2 separate regions of the Homo sapiens genome follow, and region 2 is linked to region 1. Evidence: chromatin loops called from intact Hi-C (ENCODE). Cell type or tissue: heart right ventricle. All regions are shown on one strand. Links, peaks and the distances in the headings refer to the core of each region. The heading gives the core; the rest is flanking DNA. Region 1 overlaps PDZD2 (PDZ domain containing 2). Region 2 overlaps PDZD2 (PDZ domain containing 2).

Region 1 (10,351 bases), core at 2,981-7,980:
AGATCTGATTCCTTCTGGGGATCAGTAGGGGTTCAATGGATGGGTGGCATTTGACTATTCCATAGGACTTCCACAGGAACACCTGCAGAAACTGATGACATTCTGGAACAGAAAAATAACATGTACAGTGGTCCTCAAATAGGAAATTTTGAAGTCTGTCCAGAAATCCACAAAGTCTATTGAGCAAAATGTTCAGCCCATGCTTCTAGTTTCAGACTATGGAATTTTGACTTCTTTTGCAAGGAAAGTGACTCACTGATGGCTTTTCAGTTGAGTGACAGGGTCAGAGTTTTTAAGATTACTCAAGCAGCGTGGCAGAGGAGGAGTGGGATTGAAGAAAGGCAGGATGGAGGTGAAAAGATGGATTTGGAGGCCTTTGCTGTACCTAGTCCCATTGAGAGGTAACCAGAGCCTGTGCTGCAGGAGTGATGGTCATGAGGATGGAGAGGCGGGAAGCCGTGTGAGTGACAGGCAATGGGAGGTCACCTGCCAGTCGGGGTGCTGGCTTCTGGGAGCAAGGGCCCCTTGGCATGGAGGGAGAGGATGAAAAGTTTCCTTCCCTTTTTTCCTGAAGGCAGGGCTGGCCCTATGCAATATTTTGAATGGGTTTCTATTTGCCTTTGAACCCTCATGTCATCCCCTCCTGCTCACTTGATGCCGGCTGTCTTTACAGGCCCCCGGAGCCCAGAGCTTTCATCCTGGTCTGAACTCTCCACTGAGGTCCCCACCGTCTCCCCTCCCAGACAGCCTCTCCTTCCTCCTTCTCCAAGCCACGTTCTCTCATTGCACCACCACCAACAACCCAAAAGACCAAAAAACAAACCAACCTTTTCCATTTTTCCAAGCAGTGTGTTTGTTAGGAAAGCAATCTGACTTAAAACCTATTTAAACAGTGGTAAGTGATTCTGGGACACTTAGCAAAGTATGTACATTTTAAACAGAGAATCCTTCTTAAAGAGTTTATCTGTATCATTTAAAAATGAAATTTAAGATAAAATTACACAGAATCCTGGATGACAAGGTTGCTTTTAGAGGAGATACCATGCTAGCTTCTTGCCTAAGATGTCTCTCTCTGTCACTTCCTTCCCTTTCACTTACTAAGTCATATTTTCTGAAAATTCTCAAGTCTTCATAACGACTCTGGGTACAGATGGCAGTGGGGAGATGGGTAGGGCTAGAGTATGAACTATTCCTAGACCGTAGCCCCCCTTATCCAGAGTTTTGCTTCCTGCAGTTTCATTTACCCACAGTAAACCTCTATCAGAAAATATAACTCCAGAAACAAACAATTCGTAAGTTTTAAATTGTGTGCCATTCTGACGAGAGTGGTGAAATCTCATGCTGTCTTGCTCTGTCCCGCCTGGGACGTGAATCACCCCTTCATCCAGTTTATCTACACCATCTACACTACCTGCCCGTTAGTCACTACGTAGCCAGCTCCATGATCAGATCAACTATTGTGGTATCACGGTTCTTGTGATCAAGCAGTTGTATTCTGCTTCATGATTGCCCCGTAGTGCAAGCAATGATGCTGGCAATGCAGATAAGCCAAAGAGAAGCCATACAGGGCTTCCTTTTGGTGGAAAGTTTCTTGAGGAAGGAAGGAAAAGTCATATGCTGAGGTTGCAAGATCTATGGTAAGAATGAATCTTCTATCCTTGAAACTGTGAAGAAGGAAAAAGAATTTTGTGCTAGTTTTGCCATCATCCCTCAAGCCGCAAAAGTTACAGCCACAGTGCATAAGCGCTTAGCTAAGATGGAAAAGGCATTAGATTTGTGGGTGGAAGACGTGAACAGAAACATGTTCCAATTAACGGGGCCGGGCATGGTGGCTCATCCCTGTAATCCCAGTACTTCGGGAGGCCAAGGCGGGCAGATTACCTGAGGTCAGGAGTTTGAGACCAATATGGCCAACATGGCGAAACCTCGTCTCTACTAAAACTACAAAAATTAGCTGGGTGTGGTGGTGCACTCCTGTTATCCCAGCTATTCAGGAGGCTGAGGCAGGAGAATCGCATGAATCCGGGAGGTGGAGGTTGCAGTGAGCCAAGATTGTGCTATTGAACTCCAGCCTAGGCGACAGGGCAAGACTTCATCTCAAAAAAAAAAAGAAAGAAAAAAAAGAAAAGGAAAGAAAGAAACGTGGGGTTTGGCACATATGCCCCATGGATGGGGGCTCCGTTGTAGATGAGGAGTTACAACTGAAGGACCACATAATAAGCATTTCAGGCTTTGCTAGCCAAACAGTCTTTGTTTCAACTGCTCACCTCTGCCTTTGTACTTTGAAAGCAGCCATAAACAATAAATAAATGGGCATGACTGTGTTCCAGTAAAACTTGACAAAAACAAGTGCTGGGCCAGATTTGGCCCCCAGGCATGTTGGCTGAGCCCTGCTGTAGGTGATCATTTGTGAGCCTGGAACAGCCTCTCTTTTTGCTCCTTCCTGTGGGCTCACCAGCATCTCAGCTTTCCCAACAGATTATCTTAAAGAAGCGCCTGCCCTTAGAAATATATGTCAGCAAAGCCCATGAACTCAACACTATTCCTAGAAAGAAAGGAAGGAAAAAGAAGGAAGGAAAGAAGCAGCAAGGAGCTCATATTGATCTGGGGAAGGCAGCGGAAGGCCAGAGAGTGCTGCCTGGAACTTAACAGTGAGCCCTGGCCGGGTGCGGTGGCTCACATCTGTAATCCCAGCACTTTGGGAGGCTGAGGAGGGCGGATCACCTGAGGTCAGGAGTTCAAGACCAGCCTGACCAACATGGAGAAACCCTGTCTCTACTAAAAATACAAAATTAGCCGAGCGTGGTGGCACATGCCTGTAATCCCAGCTACATGGGAGGCTGAGGCAGGAGAATCACTTGAACCCGGGAGGTGGAGGTTGTGGTGAGCCAAGATCGCGCCATTGCACTCCAGCCTGGACAACAAGAGTGAAACTCTGTCACAAAACAAACAAACAAACAAACAAACAAACAAAAAACAACTAGTGAGCCCAAATGTAACCATGATGCTTTTTTTTTTTTTTTTTTTTTTTTTTTTGGAAACAGTCTCACTCTTGTCACCCAGGCTGGAGGGCAGTGGCATGATCTCGGCTCACTACAACCTCCACCTCCCGTTTCAAGTGATTCTCTTGCCTCAGCCTCCCTAGTAGCTGGGATTACAGGTGCCCTCCACAATGCCCAGCTAATTTTTGTGTTTTTAGTAGACACAAGATTTCACTATGTTGCCCAGGCTGGTCTCAACCCCTGACCTCAAGTGATCCACCTGCCTCAGTCTCCCAGAGTGCTGGGACTGCAGGCGTGAGCCAACAAGCCCAGGCCACGATGTCTTACTTTTCACCTAAAACCTGCCTAAATGGCATGCCCAGTTAAAACAATCTTTTTCTGTTACAATAATCCATGTAAGAGTATGACACATTTTCTGAAAGATTTGTCTAAAAAAGAGCCTGGTATGTTTACTGTTGCTGCTGAATTGGATTTGACTCTGCTGCTGTATCAGGGCCCCTTCTGACAATTCACCTCTTGCTTCCTTTCCTGCTAATTGTCCTGTTGACTACTATTTTTTTTTTTTTTTGGTAACAGTGTCTGGCTCTGTCACCCAGCCTAGAGTGCAGTGGCACAATCTTGGCTCACTACAACCTCCATCTTCTGGGCTCAAGCTATTCTTCCACCTCAGCCTCCCAAGTAGCTGAGACTACAGGCATGTGCCACCACACCCAGCTAGATTTTGTATTTTTTGTAGAGACGGGGTCTTGTGATGTTGCCCAGGCTGGTCTTGAACTCCTGGGCTCAAAGCAATCCGCCCGCCTCCGCCTCCCAAAGTGCTGAGATGACAGGCGTGAGCAACTGCGCCCAGCCTTGTGTACTTCTTAGGGCTCTTTTACATGCCTTTCTTTTTTTAACAGCCTTCCCACCACTACCTTTTACATGTCTTGAGATTTTCCTGTATGCATGTGTATGCGTGCACGTGCACGCACGCACACACACACACACACCTGATTTTGTCATTCTGGTGTTTAAAGCATATCATAGTCCTACTTCCAGAAATACATCCAATGCAATGAACCTGGTAGCCAACACTGCTGAGAAATGACCCAAGGGTCTACCTTGAGTAGCCAGCCCCCAAATCCAAAGAATAGCTCCAGACCCCATAGTTTTCTCACCCACTAGGTCATGGGACCATGGCAAGAGTGAGAGAGTTCCACTTCCCAGAGGATGCCTGTTATTACCTTACCTCAATTTGAAATCTGTACTAAGGTTGAACACATGCATTCTCCTCCTTGACCTCCACATCCCCTGTTGTTTCCTTTTTTTGTTGTTTTTGTTTTTTGTTTTTGTTTTGAGACAGAGTCTCGCTCTGTCGCCCAGGCTGGAGTGCAGTGGCACGATCTCGGCTCACTGCAGTCTCTGCCTCCCGGGCTCAAGCAATTCTCCTGCCTCAGCCTCCTGAGTAACTGGGATTACAGGTGTGTGCCACCACGCCCGGCTGATTTTTTGTACTTTTAGTAGAGACGGGGTTTCACCATGTTGGCCAGGCTGGTCTTGAACTCCTGACCTCAGGTGCTCCACCCGCCTCGGCCTCCCAAAGTGCTGGAATTACAGGCGTGAGCCACCATGCCTGGCCCCCCTGTTATTTTCAAAGAGCTGAGAGTTACTAGAGGACACTAGCCTCTCTTGGGAACATGACACATACAAACCCACTGCAAGAGGGTCAGTTACAAGCTAATGACTGATTACATTCCTGTGCCCTTAAAGGTGATTACCTCAACTTTCTAAGGAACCAAGAGATCTCTTTAAATTTCAACGCATAAAAATAATCACTCTCAATGTGTGTTAAGCCCATTCAAATTGTTTGGGGGTGATGAATGGGAGGAAGCTGGAAATGGGCTTAGCTAGAACAAGGGCAGTATTAATTCATTTGCGGAGCCACAGCCTGAGCGTCGCAGTGGGCATCAGTTGCGGCTCCCCCCACTCCCAGCTGCATCTGACAACCTCTGATCTATGCACACATGCCCGGCGTGTACCAGAGCACGCCCAGGGTTGACGAGTTTGACTTTGTGGTGTTGCTGTTTTCCTCTTTAGTTCTGAGTTACTCTCTTGATTGGAAAGCAGCGGGTCGAGTGTAGCAGTAGATTCCTGTTTTAATTTCTACACGTAACTTGCAGGCTTCTTGCTACTTTGTGCTGATTTATTGTTGTCCTGATTCCCATTTTCTGAATGGTTATTCATTCCCAGCCCAGGCCTCTCTGATGACCATCTGGTTCTCCTTCGGTCACTCAAACATCTGCCCCAGAGACTTGGAAAATGAGCTTCCTTTGGCAACCTAAAAATAATCTTAGTGTGACTGAAGCCTGAAAGGGAAATCGCTGCGTTCCACTGTCCTATGGACACTGACCGGGGAATGAGCCAACAGAGCTTCCTGGGGATTTGGAGCTTAGATGTCTTCTGTCACATCTGCAGATTTTTTCTTTTTTTTTCAAGTCTTGGGAACCATAAAAACATGGTGAGAACTGGGTGCAACCAGTCCTGAAGTTTTCTTTGGGACTAGGCAAGCTTGCACAAAGGAAACAGCTGGAGATAAAAGCCACGCTTTGCATGGTTTGTTCGTAAGGCTGCAAGAGCTGGCTGAGAAAGACAGCGGATACTCAGGATTGCGACATGCTATTAGTCACAGTGTGTTCCAGGAGAGCTCACAAATGCTTTGAAACAGTTACAGGATATTTCTAAGGATATTTAGCTTGGACCTAAGAGGCCTGTCTCATGGGCAATGATGGTTTGCCCCCCACCCCTAGAAGACGAAATTTGCCAGAAACTAAAACTCAGTCCCTGTGGTATTTCTCATCCAAAATTATTTCTAGCCACATTGTCTAGTGCAACTTTTCAGAGGTTCTGCAATGATATAAAATGTCAACATAATAATGTTCAAATAAATTAAATGCCCTTGTAGGTCATAATCCAAAGATCTTAAAATCTAAAGTAATTAACATCTCAACTTAAATTTCCTTGACTTTTTGTGTTTAAAAAAAACCAAAGCCCTTAATGGCCTCCTTTGATCTCTCCTATTTCTTATTTTGCTCCTTCTATTTTTTTTTTTTGTTTTTTTTGTTTTTTTTTTTTTTTGAGACAGAGTCTCGCTCTTGTTGCCCAGGCTGGAGTGCAGTGGCACAACCTTGGCTCACTGCAACCTCTGCCTCCCGGATTCAAGGAATTCTCCTGCCTTAGCCTCCCGAGTAGCTGGGATTATAGACATGTGCCACCACACCCAGCTAATTTTTGTATTTTTAGTAGAGACGGGGTTTCACCAGGTTGGCCAGGCTGGTCTGGAACTCCTGACCTCAAGTGATCCGCCTGCCTTGGCCTCCCAAATTGCTGGGATTGCAGGCGTGAGTCACCGCGCCCAGCCATTATTTTGCTCATTCTTAGTTAAGGAGATCCTTGGTGCTGGATGCTGGAAAAAGATTGTGTTTTTCAGCATCTGCAGCCTGGGCTGTTTTCCACAGGAATAAATACAGTTTTTTCCAGCTCCAAGAAGACTGAATTCATTCAACAGCAAGTCTCTCATGTGCTTTACTTTTTAGTGATATGCAAATAAAAAAAAGTAAGTGGACCCTCAATAGTATCAAAACATTGTCCCCACGCCCTTAACATTTAGAAAGATGACCCAAACCCCAGTCCCTAGACAGTTGTCCTAGGCAAGATTTTGTTCTTGGGACCTTATTTAAATTTGCCAAAGGTAGTATCAAGAACTGTAAAAAAAAAAAAAAAAAAAAAAAAGCTTTTCCACTATAGTTTCATGGATGCTGGCAGGAGACTTGAGATTCCTGAGTCAGAGACAAATGACTTTTTATTACTCATGGCACAGCAACTAGATTTTAGCTTCCCTAATCCCAGTTTTTAGGATTTAACCCCAGTTTATTTAGGGCTTTATGTTCACATCATTTCCCCTTTCCCCTGCAAGTCCTGTGGCGGTGACACAGGCTCGGGGGTGTGCACATGCAGTGGATTTGCATCACAGCTGAGGATCCCTCACCATAGGCAACCTCAGTCTTTTATGATGGGCTAGAAGCAGACCTGACCAACCTTTGCACCAGAGGAAGGAACCTGTCCCTTCCTCCTGAGACACTATCTAACTTTCAAGGCTGTTCACTCTACAAACATCCCTGGAAAGACAGATAATTCCATGTAACAACAGCCTCTGTCTCTGTTTGCACGCCATGCAGAAATGCAAGAGACCCAGGGAGAATTACCTCCCAATAGGGCAGACCAGAGAGACTCAGTAATATCAAGAAAAGGCAGGTTGATGAGGAAAAGATTCTTGGCTTCTCTTAAAGATGCCAGTCAGTCTGACAGTTGTCTGGAGTTCACGACCATGAACTTAAAGCCAATTGGCAGGAATCTTCCTCCCAACTGGAGTTGGAGGGAAATCAACCCGGTCCTACTTCAAGTGCTTTCTGTGTGTATTCAGTAGCTTCTTGACTGGCATTTTCACTTTGACATAAAAGTAAAGGGCTTCATGGCGTGCTGCATTGGGTGTAGATGGTGCCTCTGATGGAGCTCTACCTTCTTAAAAGCAGGAATGTTCAGTCAGTCCTGGGCCACATTTTCCATTTCCACTGCCTCTTGGCATGGAAGTGCTTAGACTGAAGAAAGCTTCATCTCTCCTTCCACATTTGTTGAGCTGGAAAAACACCCTCCGCAGATTCATGATCCAGACCTTCTGTTGATGATTCTAGAGCTTGTGCCCCTAATGAGCTAGTAAGGGCTAATACCTCTGCCGCCTCTTCCTTGGGATTAGTTTTTTCTCAGGTTTTGAGTGTCCCAGGGATCACGTGGCATTGCTTTCTCCTACATATTTTGGGGCAGTAATTGGATATGTCTGTAGTGATTCATATCCTTCCCCTTTGGGAAAGACTTAATTGAGTTTCCTTTTTACCTGCTGCTTAAATTAGTTCCATTTCTTCTTTATAGGTTTGCATGCTGAATTTGGGTGTTTTTTAAAAAGTATTTCTACTGTTTCTTTGTTTCTGACTCAGACCTTTTTTCCTAACATACTAATCTAGATAATATACAGGGTCCATCACTGTGAAAGAGATGAAATCAATGACTCTTCTATTTAGTGAAATATCCATTGTTCAAATGCATGCTGACCACCACTGGCTCTGCGTTAGCTAATTCCACCTAGGAAATGTTCTCCTATCAGGCCAGCATCAAGTTCTAGCCTATTCTCCTCCTGCCAGGCCCCACCCCCTTGGTATTTCTCATATTTACTCCCTTTAGAGTCCCTCATTTCATGCATTTCTCGGCCCACTTTCATCAGAGCAATGACCGATAACTGTGTTCTGTTAGAATTTACTGAGGATTTTTTTCATTCTTCTCGGTCTTCCCTGCAGTTTTGCCTTCAAGTCTGTCCGCATATGCTGATCTCTCTTGGGAGAGCTGTCCCAGATTATCCTTCCAAAGCTCTTCCTCTGCAGTCTTAAAATCATTTGTCTCATGTTTTCTGGGCCTGGAATTCCACTCTCTTCCCTGTGGTTTTGACTCTCAGGTAGCTTTCTTCAGGTCCCAGTCACCCCCACTAATTTAGGAATAACGTAGCATCTCCCTACTTTTGTGACAGACCCTTTAAGATAGGAACCGTCAAGAGTCTTTTCCATACATCACTGTGCTCTGGGACTTCACAATCCCAGTTACTCATCAGACTCTGGAGTCTGTTGTCTAAGATCTCTTTTAAGGAAGTATCCCTTTTTCTCTAGTTAGTCATCATGTATTTCTTTATTTTCTCTTTTCCACTACGCCTATTCTGATCAGGGACCAGAGCATGTTTTCAAATCCTCCTTGTTCTTGTGCGCAAACCTGATTTCTAAAAACTGAGCATTTCAGGCACATGCCTTTAAAAATGGCTTCTTAGCTGTGAGTTTTGCAGTAATTTTATTAAAGGGCTTTTTTCCCCATCTTCAAAGAAGATGGCATGTCTTTGGATCTCCATTGGTTTCTCTTTATTCTTTAATGAAATCTGCCACTTTCCATAGGTATGAAGTTGAAATGTATATCTCTGCAGTCTAGAGCTACAGTCTATGTAATCATCAAATCTGGAGGCACCCTGAGACCTGGGGGGAGAAAGCTTGGGCCTTTTTATTTCTTTAATTTCGACTAAACCTTACCTATATTCTTATGATACACATTAGGTACTCCACAGTGAATTTCTTTTTAACCCTCATGATAACCCTGTAAGACAATTGCAAGGTATTTTTAACTCTTTAAACATAAATACGATTGTTCCTATTTCACATAATGAAAAAACTGCCTTGGATATCAATGATCAATATGTTACAGGCACAATCCGTGCTGCTGCCTATGGCACATGTAAATTGCATTATACTCTGCATACACCTCCTGTGCTTATAGTTTATACATTGAGCAGAACAAGTTTCCATAAATCACTGATTAAAATATGTATACTCTGAATAGGGAGCAACATGACAGTCACCCTTATTTGTTGGCTGGTGGGCTACTCAGGTACAGCTGAGAAGCTTTCATTTCTTCTCTTCTTCATTTCTGAAGTAAACGTGGGGGAGAGCAGGAAGAACTGGGAAGTCGCAGCTTAGTTCCGTGTCCAGTTCCACTGGAGGCTGGTTCTGTTGGCCCAGGGCAGTGGTGAATTCCAGAGGCCCAGGCCCTGTTCCTCTTCCATGAGCCTGGTCTCTGTGTTCTTTGTTAGCTTTCCTGCTGATTCTGATGCACCTCAAAGTTTCCCTAGGCCATTCTCAGCCCCTGAGAATCTGCCTCGGAATCAGACCTGTGTAAATCAGTGGCCACGTCGGTCACTTTCACTCTCTCGGTCGTTCCTTGGGCCACTGCTTCCGCCTTCATGCCCACTTCCAGAGGTCCTCTTCTGGCAACTTCTGAGCTTTGGGGGAGTTCTCTGTGTGAACGTTCAGCCTTCTCCAGTCCACACTTAGGATTCAGCTTTCTCAAGTCAGATCCATTGCCACGTGGTTGTCAGCTTGCTGGTTTCCAGAATTTGTTGCTTTTGTCTTCTGTTTTCTTTATCCTTGTAAATTATGTCTGTCTTTTCCTAAAAAAAATTTTCCCTGTCATGTTAGTGTGGTTTCAAAGGGAAATCAGGAGAAATCTGCCACCTTTAGTCAGAAACCTATGTTATTTAATTCCCAAATGCAGGCCCATTTTTCAGATGAGGACACTGACGTTCAAAGAGGTTGACTGACGTGCCTAAACTGCAGTAAAATGGTATAATCAGGATTTGTGCCCAGGTAGCTGGCCGGATTCTCAACCACTCTGCCCCACTACCTCTCTACAAAATCAGATGCTAAAGATGCTTCTTCATTGAGTGCTGT
Region 2 (10,351 bases), core at 3,233-8,232, 48 kb after region 1:
CCCTACAGTTAAAAACTAAAATAGATATTCAGTCATCTTCTCAGTTCTTTCATGAGTTTCTTGGGTGATGTTCATTTGTTCATTCATAATTCAATCCATTCAGCAATTATCACCGAACACTTAGTAGATATGAAGTACAATGTCCAGCTCCATGGAGCCGGGCGCCATGGCTCACGCCTATAATCCCGGCACTTTGGGAGGCCAAGGCGGGCAGATCACCTGAAGTCTGGAGTTCGAGACCAGCCTGACCAACATGGAGAAACCCCATCTCTGCTAAAAATACGAAAGTAGCCGGATGTGGTGGCGCATGCCTGTAATCCCAGCTACCCGGGAGGCTGAGACAGGAGAGGTTTCAGTGAGCCGAGATCATGCCATTGCACTCCAGCCTGGGCAACAAGAGTCCAACTCCGTCTGAAAATAAATATCCAGCTCCGTGGGGTCAGATCAGTCAACATTTCTGCTCTGTAGATTGAAGAAGGGAGACAAGACACATCCACTCATACATTATATGATGTACATGAAAGTTGATGTGTGGGTAGGATAAAACACTTTGGAAATTCAGAAGAAATTACTTCTAACTGGGATCATCATGCAGGTAGTAGCATCTGAGTTAGGGCTTGAAGCATCATGGCAGATGGGATGGGGATGAGGATCAGGTACGCAGGTAGACTGCATGCACGTCTAACCCTGTGCATGCAGCCCGTCATCAAGCAAAGGGAGTTTTGTTTACTGTGTTTGCCGCCTCCTTTTCTAGTTAAGGATGTGAGCCTATTTGTGACTTGAGCTTTATTGTTTTGACAATATGGTGAATTTTCCCTCCAACAGGTACCCCCTTGAAGAGTCCCTCTCTTGCAAAAAAGGTGAGTCAAGGTGAACTGCTACCTGCCTCCCTCAGCTGGACCACAAACTAATTCCTGGAGCCCACAAGTCAAGCCGGAGGGCCCAGTCCCTGTTTCTGCCCATGAGTCATTTTTGCCACTTTATACAGGAAATCGCAACAATGCTCATTTGAGAATAGATGCAAAAATGTGTGTTTCTTTTGCTAAACACTTATCCAGGAAAAGAACAGAGCAACAAAATAAAAGAACTGAACTACAGTTTGCAAAATAAGTTTTCAAACTGCTCCATAATAAAGCAGCGTGAGTCAGGACTTGGGGCTTTAAGGAGGCCACGCAATCTTCCTCAGCTAGGCTCTTGCTGAGTCTCAGTGCGTCAGGGTGCAGGATTCAAACTCCCCTGGTTTTTGTTCACCATTTGGCTAGACTGGTTGGCTTGAATCACATTTGTCTTTCCCATCGCATCCCCCCAGTGTTTTTCCTGGGATGGCTGATGTGTTGCTGCTGTGGCTTTTCCGATCATTGCCAAAAATTTAGCCAAAAACAAAAAGTCTCTAAAAACATTGTCTGGCAGCAGTCACCTTTTTATTTATTAGTTGTCAATTTAGCCGTTCTGAGGTACATGGAGGTTGGTGTTTACTATCACAGCTATTTCAAGTGACCGTTGATTAGAACGAAGTGTTCTTGGAAAGATAGGACGTAATAACCCTTGAAAGTCTGCTTCTGCTGTGTTTTCTTAGTTATCGGATGTTTTCTTCTTCAACAGGACTCCCTTATTTCTGAATCTGAACTCTCCCAGTACTTTGCCCACGATGTCCCTGGCCCCTTGTCAGACTTCATGGTGGCCGGTTCTGAGGACGAGGATCACCCGGGAAGTGGCTGCAGCACGTCGGAGGAGGGCAGCCTGCCTCCCAGCACCTCCAGTAAGCAGGGGTGCCCCAGAGGGCCTGGGCTCTGCATTCCAGTCAGCAGTGACTGGTTTCCACCTCTGTGCTGGCGGCTACAATGGTTTAGCTACCCTGGCGCTGTAATACGAGAAAAGAGCTGGAGACCAGGCCGGGCGCGGTGGCTCACGCCTGTAATCCTAGCACTTGGGGAGGCCGAGGCGGGGGGATCACTTGAGGTTAGGAGTTCAAGACCAGCCTGGCTAACATGGTGAAACCCCATCTCTACTAAAAATACAAAAATTAGCCAGGCGTGGTGGCACGCGCCTGTAATCCCAGCTACTTGGGAGGCTGAGTGGGGAGAATTGCTTGAACCTGGGAGACAGAGGTTGCAGTGAGCTGAGATCGCACCATTAGACAATGCTGTACCCTGAGAGTTTACTCTTGGAAAATGCAGCCACTGTTAGTGACTGGCCACTCAGTTACTCAGTAAATGGGCTGGATACACATTCTATAGTCAGGGGTGGATGGTGGCTAAACCAGACCTCCTTTCAATGCCCTTTACATAATGTAGTCTTGAATTTTATGGCATCAAATCAGGATGGGCAACCTGATGCCCTTACATTTTAGGGAATCCAGCCAGATTCCAGGTCCCTTCCCTCACCAGGCCCTAGCTTCATTCTTTGTAGAAGGCTGTAAATTAAAGATTAAGAACTCATAAGAGACATATTATCAAAAGGTTTTTTTTTTAATCTCATTGATATATCAATTTGAGATAATATGAGATGATAATCTGATATGATCCATACCGATTTCTCAGACTTCTTTCTGCTGGTGAGGTTTCCTCTTAATTTCTAACATCTGAAGAAGAAAATCCCCTTGTTTTAGGAGAGGCAGGCGACGACCACTCTGACTCATTCGGAGCTATCAATGAGTTTGCTCTGTTCTTATAGAAACATTTCAAGGTGCAAACGTGTAATTTTTCACTGCATTTAACAAGATATAAAAATCGTTGCAGATTCAGGTTGGCATTGTTCTAGAGTATCTTTAAGACATAGGACAGTTCATGCTGCAAAAGCACTCACGTGCCTGTCAATCAAGCCTCCCTTTCTGCAGATGAAGGAAGGACCTCAAGGGGCCAAGAAGGCAGCCCAGGTGTGTGGGACATGTCATCAGTCCCCAGGCATCCTTCTATGGAGGAATTCTCAGCAGCATTTAGGTTAAACCCTAACAATGTGTTAGATAATCATGGAGGTGGAAGTATTAAGTTTCTGTCTTCCAACAGCACACGTTTGAGTTAATCCAGAGGTTGGGGTTTAAGAAAAGGGCGGGGGGGGTAGGTCAGTAGGGAAAAGAGAAAGATAGCCCGCCTATCTACTCCATATAGCCTCCAGGAAGCCATGTTGCCTAGGCCTTGTGTCCAGTGGCTGAGGCTGTGTGTCTGGTGTTAGTGAATGTGGAAATGCTTATGTGTAATGATGGGGTCAGATGATAAGACAGGGCCAAGTGGGAAGCTCAATTTCACTTGACTTTTCTGTCCCCACCTCCACCAGCTCACAAGGAGCCTGGAAAACCCAGAGCCAACAGCCTCGTGACTCTTGGGAGCCATCGGGCTTCTGGGCTCTTCCACAAGCAGGTGACAGTTGCCAGACAAGCCAGTCTCCCCGGAAGCCCACAGGCCCTCCGAAACCCTCTCCTCCGCCAGAGGAAGGTAGGCTGCTACGATGCCAACGATGCCAGTGATGAGGAAGAGTTTGACAGAGAAGGGGACTGCATTTCACTCCCAGGGGCCCTCCCGGGTCCCATCAGGCCTCTGTCAGAGGATGACCCGAGGCGTGTCTCAATTTCCTCTTCCAAGGGCATGGACGTCCACAACCAAGAGGAACGACCCCGGAAAACACTGGTGAGCAAGGCCATCTCGGCACCTCTTCTTGGTAGCTCAGTGGACTTAGAGGAGAGTATCCCAGAGGGCATGGTGGATGCTGCGTCCTATGCAGCCAACCTCACGGACTCTGCAGAGGCCCCCAAGGGGAGCCCTGGAAGCTGGTGGAAGAAGGAACTGTCAGGATCAAGTAGCGCACCCAAATTGGAATACACAGTCCGTACAGACACCCAGAGTCCGACGAACACTGGGAGCCCCAGTTCCCCCCAGCAGAAAAGTGAAGGCCTGGGCTCCAGGCACAGACCAGTGGCCAGGGTAAGCCCCCACTGCAAGAGATCCGAGGCTGAGGCCAAGCCCAGTGGCTCACAGACAGTGAACCTGACTGGCAGAGCCAATGATCCATGCGATCTGGACTCGAGAGTCCAGGCCACTTCTGTCAAAGTGACTGTCGCTGGCTTTCAGCCAGGTGGAGCTGTGGAGAAGGTAACTGACTTTCTCTTAGTTACTTGGAATGGAAGTGCATGAATATGTGTGAGTGAAGATGGAGTCTGTTGTAAAGCATGGGTAAGCTGCCAGTGGGAAAGGATGATGGCTGGAGAATTATCTTTCAACAGAGTCAGTCACTTAAATACCTGGACTGCTTGGAAGCCTTTTTTTTTTTTTTCTTGGAGATGGAGTTTCGCTCTGTCACCCAGGCGGGAGTGCAGTGGCGCAATCTCAGCTCACTGCAACCTCCGCCTCCCAGGTTCAAGCGATTGTCCTGTCTCAGCCTCCCGAGGAGCTGGGACTACAGGCGCACACCACCACGCCTGGCTAATTTTTGTATTTTTTAGTAGAGACAGGGTTTCACCATATTGGTCAGGCTGGTCTCGAACTCCTGGCCTCAGGTGATCCACCTGCCTCGGCCTCCTGAAGTGCTGGGATTACAAGCGTGAGCCACCGCACCCAGCCTAGGGAGCTTATTAATGTATCAGCAGGTTAGTCATGAGATCATTTGGCCAGAAGATACTATAGAATCTCTGTCTTACCTGTACACAGCACCTGTGGCTAATGATGGAAAGGCAGTGTGGCACAGGGAAAGTAAAACCATGGGCCTGGCATGAGCTCCACTGCTGACTAGTTGGCACTGGTCGAGTTACAACTTGGGCAAGTTATTAAACATTTCTGAGCTTAGTTCTCTGGGCTGGTGCTCTCTGCCTTGGTCATCTCACAGAGCTGGAGGGACCATCAAATATATGTTAACAGTGATTCCCTCCAGCTGATAAGGTTATGAGTGATCCTTATATTTTTCCAAATTTCTACATTGGTTATATATAATTATAGCCACTCATAACCTTGCTGTGGTATCATATGGAATAACAGGAATGCATTCACTTAGAAATTGATAATGTACCACATTAAATGCAAGTTAATATTGGTTATGTTACTACTTGGTTACGAGTATGTTAGAATATCAAATTGTTCATTTTTAAAAATGTTCAATATACCTCTACTTTATCAAGGAGACAGTACGAGAAATCAATGTTGTTTATAATCTCCTTAACATAAATAACTTCTCTCTCTCTCTCGCTGAACAAAGAATCTGAGATGACTTATAAAGCCATATTATTATAGATGTGTGTTCAAGTGGTTTATATAAACATATATGTCAATAGACCTGGAAAATGCTAAGTCATAAAAACTATACCAGGCAAAAGTCGTTTTTTTAACCTTATTTTTGTTTTAATAGAAATGCACATCTTTTTTCCTTCTCCTCAAATATCATATTTTACCTCCAACCACTACCTGTGTTTTAAAATATAATGTTTGGCCATTGGGTAAATTTCTTCTTTTAAAAAGCATCGGCCGGGCACAGTGGCTCACGCCTGTAATCCCAGCACTTTGGGATGCTGAGGCAGGTGGATCACCTGAGGTCAGGAATTAGAGACCAGCCTGGCCAACATGGCAAAACCCCGTCTCTACTGAAAATACAAAAATCAGTCAGGTGTGGTGGTGTGCACCTGTAATCCCAGCTACTCGGGAGTCTGAGGCAGGAGAATCTCTTGAACTCGGGAGGTGGTGGTTGCAGTGAGCTGAGATCGTGCCACTGTACTCCAGCCTGGGTGACAGAGCAAGACTCGGTCTCAAGAAAAAAAAAAAAAAAAAAAAACAAATCACAAGTTTTGGATAACTGTATAAAGGCAAATTAGGGTTTTTATTCATAATAATTTATATCTATTAAAATAAGAGTTTTGTAATTCTAAGTTAATACTCTCAGAATGAACTTTTGAGCAGCATTTGAAACTTGTACAAGACTAATTTTTCTCATAAAAATTTTAGTTACAAAATTTGATTTTATTTATATCTGAGAAAGAAAATAGAATGGATTGCTATAAAGTATATGTCCTCAAATATTGGAAGAAAAAACCTTCCTCTTTTGGTACGTGAGTTAAATTCTGTTTTTATTTACTACTTGATTTAAATTGAAGTGAAATTCATATAACATGAAATTAACCATTTTGAAATGTACAAGTCAATGGCACTTAGTACATTCAGAATGCAATATGACCCACCACCTCTGTCTAGTTCTGAAACTCCTCTACTGTTTTTATGTTACATTTGTGTTACTAATAAATAGAAAATTAACTGAGTTAAACTCTATCTAGGTTTCCCTCAGCTGGTAACTGACATTTTATGAAAAGATTTCTTACCAAAGCTGCTGAAAGACATATTATCCCTTTCACCTCTGTGCTCTGCTGCCACCTTTGGGCCACTTTATCACTCACAATGGATAAATTTCACATGAAGCTGATTTAACTGTTAGTTTTAGAATTTCATTGCATTGAATGTTAGGTAGAAGAAGAGAAAGTAATGGACACTTAGCCAAAGTGAAGTCTTGAAATATGAAATGTCAATTTTGTTTATCCAGATTCGTTCATTCCCTCACTACCAAACTAAGGAGTTAGTGTTATAGTCTTGGATATCTCTATGCAATATAATAACAATACCTTACATCTGTCTAGCCTTATATGTGCTGTTTTTATAACTGTTCTCATTTAATCGTCTTCTTTTAAGCTCTATGAGTAAGACTGGGAATGTTTTATGCCCATTTTAGAGTTGAAAAAAATGGAGGCTTGGGGAAGAATGATATGACCATTTAATTCCTAGCAGACCTTAAACCCACAATCTGGATCTGCTGGCTCCTAGTCCAGGGCCCCTTTGCCTTTTCCTGAACTAGCTCTGCTCTCTATATATGATCTCATCTTACGGTGCAGAAAGCCTGAAAGTTATTTCAAGTGGCTTGTGGTTGTCATTGTGCCAGGAATCTCTGGGAAAGCTGACCACTGGAGATGCTTGTGTCTCTACCAGCTGTGAACTAGCCAGTGCTCTGTCCCATCTGGATGCCAGCCACCTCACAGAGAACCTGCCCAAAGCTGCATCAGAGCTGGGGCAACAACCCATGACTGGTAAGATTATTTTCCCATTTGTTAATCTTAAAGTAGGTGGGGAGATACCCTAATGAAAGCATTATACAGGCCAGGCGCAGTGGCTTACACCTGTAATCCCAGCACTCTGGGAGGCCGAGGTGGGCGGACCACTTGAGGTCAGGAGTTTGAGACCAGCCTGGCCAACATGGTGAAACCCCATCTCTACTAAAAATACAAAAATTAGCCGGGCGTGGTGGTGCGCACCTTTAATCCCAGCTACTTGGGAGGCTGAGGCAGGAGAATCGCTTGAACTGGGTAGGCGGAGGTTGCAGTGAGCCAAGGTGGCACCATTGCACTGCAGCCTGGGCAACAAGAGCAAGACTCTGTCAAAAAAAAAAGAAAAAAGAAAGAAAGGAAATTGATATTTTTAAGGAGAAAAATCTTTTACACAAATTAACATTTAAATACTGCCTGCATTTAGCACCTTTACTATATCATTGTGCCTAAACTCATCGTTTTCATGCCATGTTGAACACATCCATTTTCAGTCAGTTGACCCTTTTTACCCTTTTGTGACACCAACAAGACATGAGATGAATCAAAAGGACTTCCCACCCATCAAAATCACAGCACTCTGCCTACGTGAAATCAAATGCACTGAGAAATGGCAACAAAAACCTCCACAAAGGACAAGTGAAATGATACTGAAAAACCACACATAAGTGTTGATGAGAGATTAAGTAACATCGTGGAGGCAGAAGTTATCTCAGTATTTATTTAGGTGCCAGGTGCAGTGGCTCATGCCTGTAATCCCAGCACTTTGGGAAGCTGAGGCAAGTAGATCATGAGGTCAGGAGTTTAAGACCAGCCTGGCCAACATGGTGAAACCCCATCTCTACTAAAAAGACAAAAAAATTAGCTGGGCATGGTGGAGCACGCTTATAATCCCAGCTACTCAGGAGGCTGAGGCAGTAGAATTGCTTGAACCCGGGAGGTGGAGGTTGCAGTGAGCCAAGATCATGCCATTGCACTCCAGCCTGGGCTATACAGTGAAACTGTGTCTCAAAAATTAAAAAAAAAAAAAAAAAAAAAGGAAATTAGTTAGATGTGGTGGCATGTGGCTATACTTTGGAGGCTAAGACCAGGAGGGTTACTTGAACCTAGGAGTTTGAGACTGCAGTGAGCTATGATCACGCCACTACACTCCAGCCTGGGTGACAGAACTAGACCCAATCTCTGGGAAAAAAAAAAAAGTGTGGGGTGTGTATGTGTGTATGTAAAATTTGGCTACCCATCATCTAGTAGTTGAACAAAATAATATTGTAAAACATGATTTTTAAAAATCAACTGAATTAAGTGACTTTGCTTCCTTGTTAGTGGAGACCTTTATTGAAATTTTGGATTCTGGTGGGGCGCGGTGGCTCATCATGCCTGTAATCCCAGCACTTTGGGATGCCAAGGGGGGGCCGATCACTTGAGGTCAGGAGTTCAAGACCAGCCTGGCCAACATAGTGAAATCTCGCCTCTACTAAACATAAAAAAATTAGCGGGTGTTGTGGTGCATGCCTGTAATCCTAGCTTCTCAGGAGGCTGAGACACGAGAATTGCTTGAACCCAGGAGGCAGAGGTTGCAGTGAGCTGAGATTGTGCCATTGCACTCCAGCCTGGGGGACAGAGTGAGACTCTGTCTCAAAAAAAAAACAAAAAAAAAACAAAAAAAAAAAAGGAAATCTGGATTCTAAACTTGCACTCTGTGGGTAGGGGACACTCTTCTCAGTGGCTGGTGATGACTGTGATCCCACTTGTCGAGCTCTGTGGGAGTCCCGGCAGTCCTCCGCAACTGTCGGCTGGTTGTTACTGTCTCAGCGCCTGCCTTCTGATTGGTTAGCAAACTACGGTGGTAGACAGAAAAAAGATAGCCTTCCTTTTTAGGGCTGTCCTACAAAATAAAAATGTGGGCCGGGTGCCGTGGCTCACACCTGTAATCCCAGCACTTTGGGAGGCTGAGGTGGGTGGATCCCCCGAGGTCAGGAGTTCGAGACCAGCCTGGCCAACATGGTGAAACCCAGTCTCTACTAAAAATACAAAACAAAATTAGCTGGGCATGTTGGCGGGCGCCTGTAATCCCAGCTACTTGGGAGGCTGAGGCAGGAGAATCGTTTAAACCCAGGAGGCAGAGGTTGCAGTGAGCCGAGATCGAGCCATTGCACTCCAGCCTGGGCAAAAAGAGCGAGACTCCGTCTCAGAAAAAAAAAGAAAAAAGTGAAACCCCAGAATATCTATCCCATACCCTGATGGCTACTCACAGAAAAAATACAGGCCCCTGATGTCTCTGTTCTGTGATCCGAGGCTCTTTGTTCCTTTGTTAGTGATGAGGCTGTTACTGTGGGTTCTGGTTTCTCTTTCGGGTTCACATTCACTTGCTGGACAAACACTAACAAGCATTTTTTTGTTAGCAATTTGACTTTACTGCAAAGAGTGTTAAAAAGGGTTCTATTTGGCCGGGCGCAGTGGCTCACACCTGTAATCCCAGCACTTTGGGAGGCCAAGACGGACGGATCACAAGGTCAGGAGATCGAGACCATCCTGGCTAACACAGTGAAACCCCATCTCTACTAAAAATACAAAAAATTAGCCAGACGTGGTGGTGGGCACCTGTAGTCCCAACTACTCAGGAAGCTGAGGCAGGAGAATGGTGTGAACCCGGGAGGTGGAGCTTGCAGCGAGCTGAGATCACACCACTGCACTCCAGCCTGGGCAACAGAGCGAGACTCCATCTCAAAAAAAAAAAAAAAAAAAAAAAGTGGGGGGTGAGGGGTTTCTATTTGAGGGAGATGAAGTTACATTGAGGCAGCCTTCAATGTCACCTTTCAAAGTAAGGCTTCATTTGAGGCCAGTATCTTCATACATTTTAAGAGTGCATGTTCTACATAATGGTCCTCTGGAAGTTTTCTTGGAATCCAGATTTGCTTTGGAATAGAAGAGGGACAGCAAAGGGTTGGTTTTTTTCACTAAACCAACATTTCCTATTTGCAACCTCATGCAGTACATTCTTTCCTTTCTTGCCACTGAGGAATTTCTTATTCTAGGTAGGCCAGTTTTTGTCAATACTGAGGTTTTCATCAGTGTTAGAAAATGTAGTACATATACACTATGGAATACTATGCAGCCATAAAAAGGAATGAGATCATGTCCTTTGCAGGGACAAGAATGGAGCTGGAAGCCATTATCCTCAGCAAACTAACACAGAAACAGAAAACCAAACACCACATGTTCTTACTTATAAGTGGGAGCTAAACAATGAGAACACATGGACACAGGGAAGGGAACATCACACACTGG

Evidence for each region. Peaks named below come from ENCODE experiments on the same cell type or tissue, not always from the same donor. Only the 100,000 strongest peaks of a DNase experiment are listed, where the experiment ranks them.
Region 2: a loop joins it to region 1, with 2.7 times the contacts of the local background. A loop is called at or near these places in 10 of 110 quality-filtered maps.

What each region holds. Positions count from the first base shown.
Region 1 is chr5:32,022,584-32,032,934 of GRCh38, forward strand. All of the region lies in intron 6 of PDZD2 (PDZ domain containing 2), which reads left to right. Among named protein-coding and RNA genes, the nearest start is that of MIR4279, 92 kb to the left of the region's middle. RefSeq lists an enhancer at 4,450-4,951. In heart right ventricle, for the core only: no CTCF peak of the experiment used is centred there; DNase peaks (open chromatin) are centred at 5,528, 5,668 and 6,388; H3K27ac peaks cover 3,885 bases.
Region 2 is chr5:32,070,559-32,080,909 of GRCh38, forward strand. It overlaps PDZD2 (PDZ domain containing 2), which reads left to right. Exons shown (of 25, transcript NM_178140.4): 16 at 826-860; 17 at 1,603-1,759; 18 at 3,274-4,085; 19 at 6,904-7,048. Among named protein-coding and RNA genes, the nearest start is that of GOLPH3, 99 kb to the right of the region's middle. In heart right ventricle, for the core only: a CTCF peak has its summit at 6,355 (motif pointing left); DNase peaks (open chromatin) are centred at 3,593, 6,343 and 6,983; H3K27ac peaks cover 1,527 bases.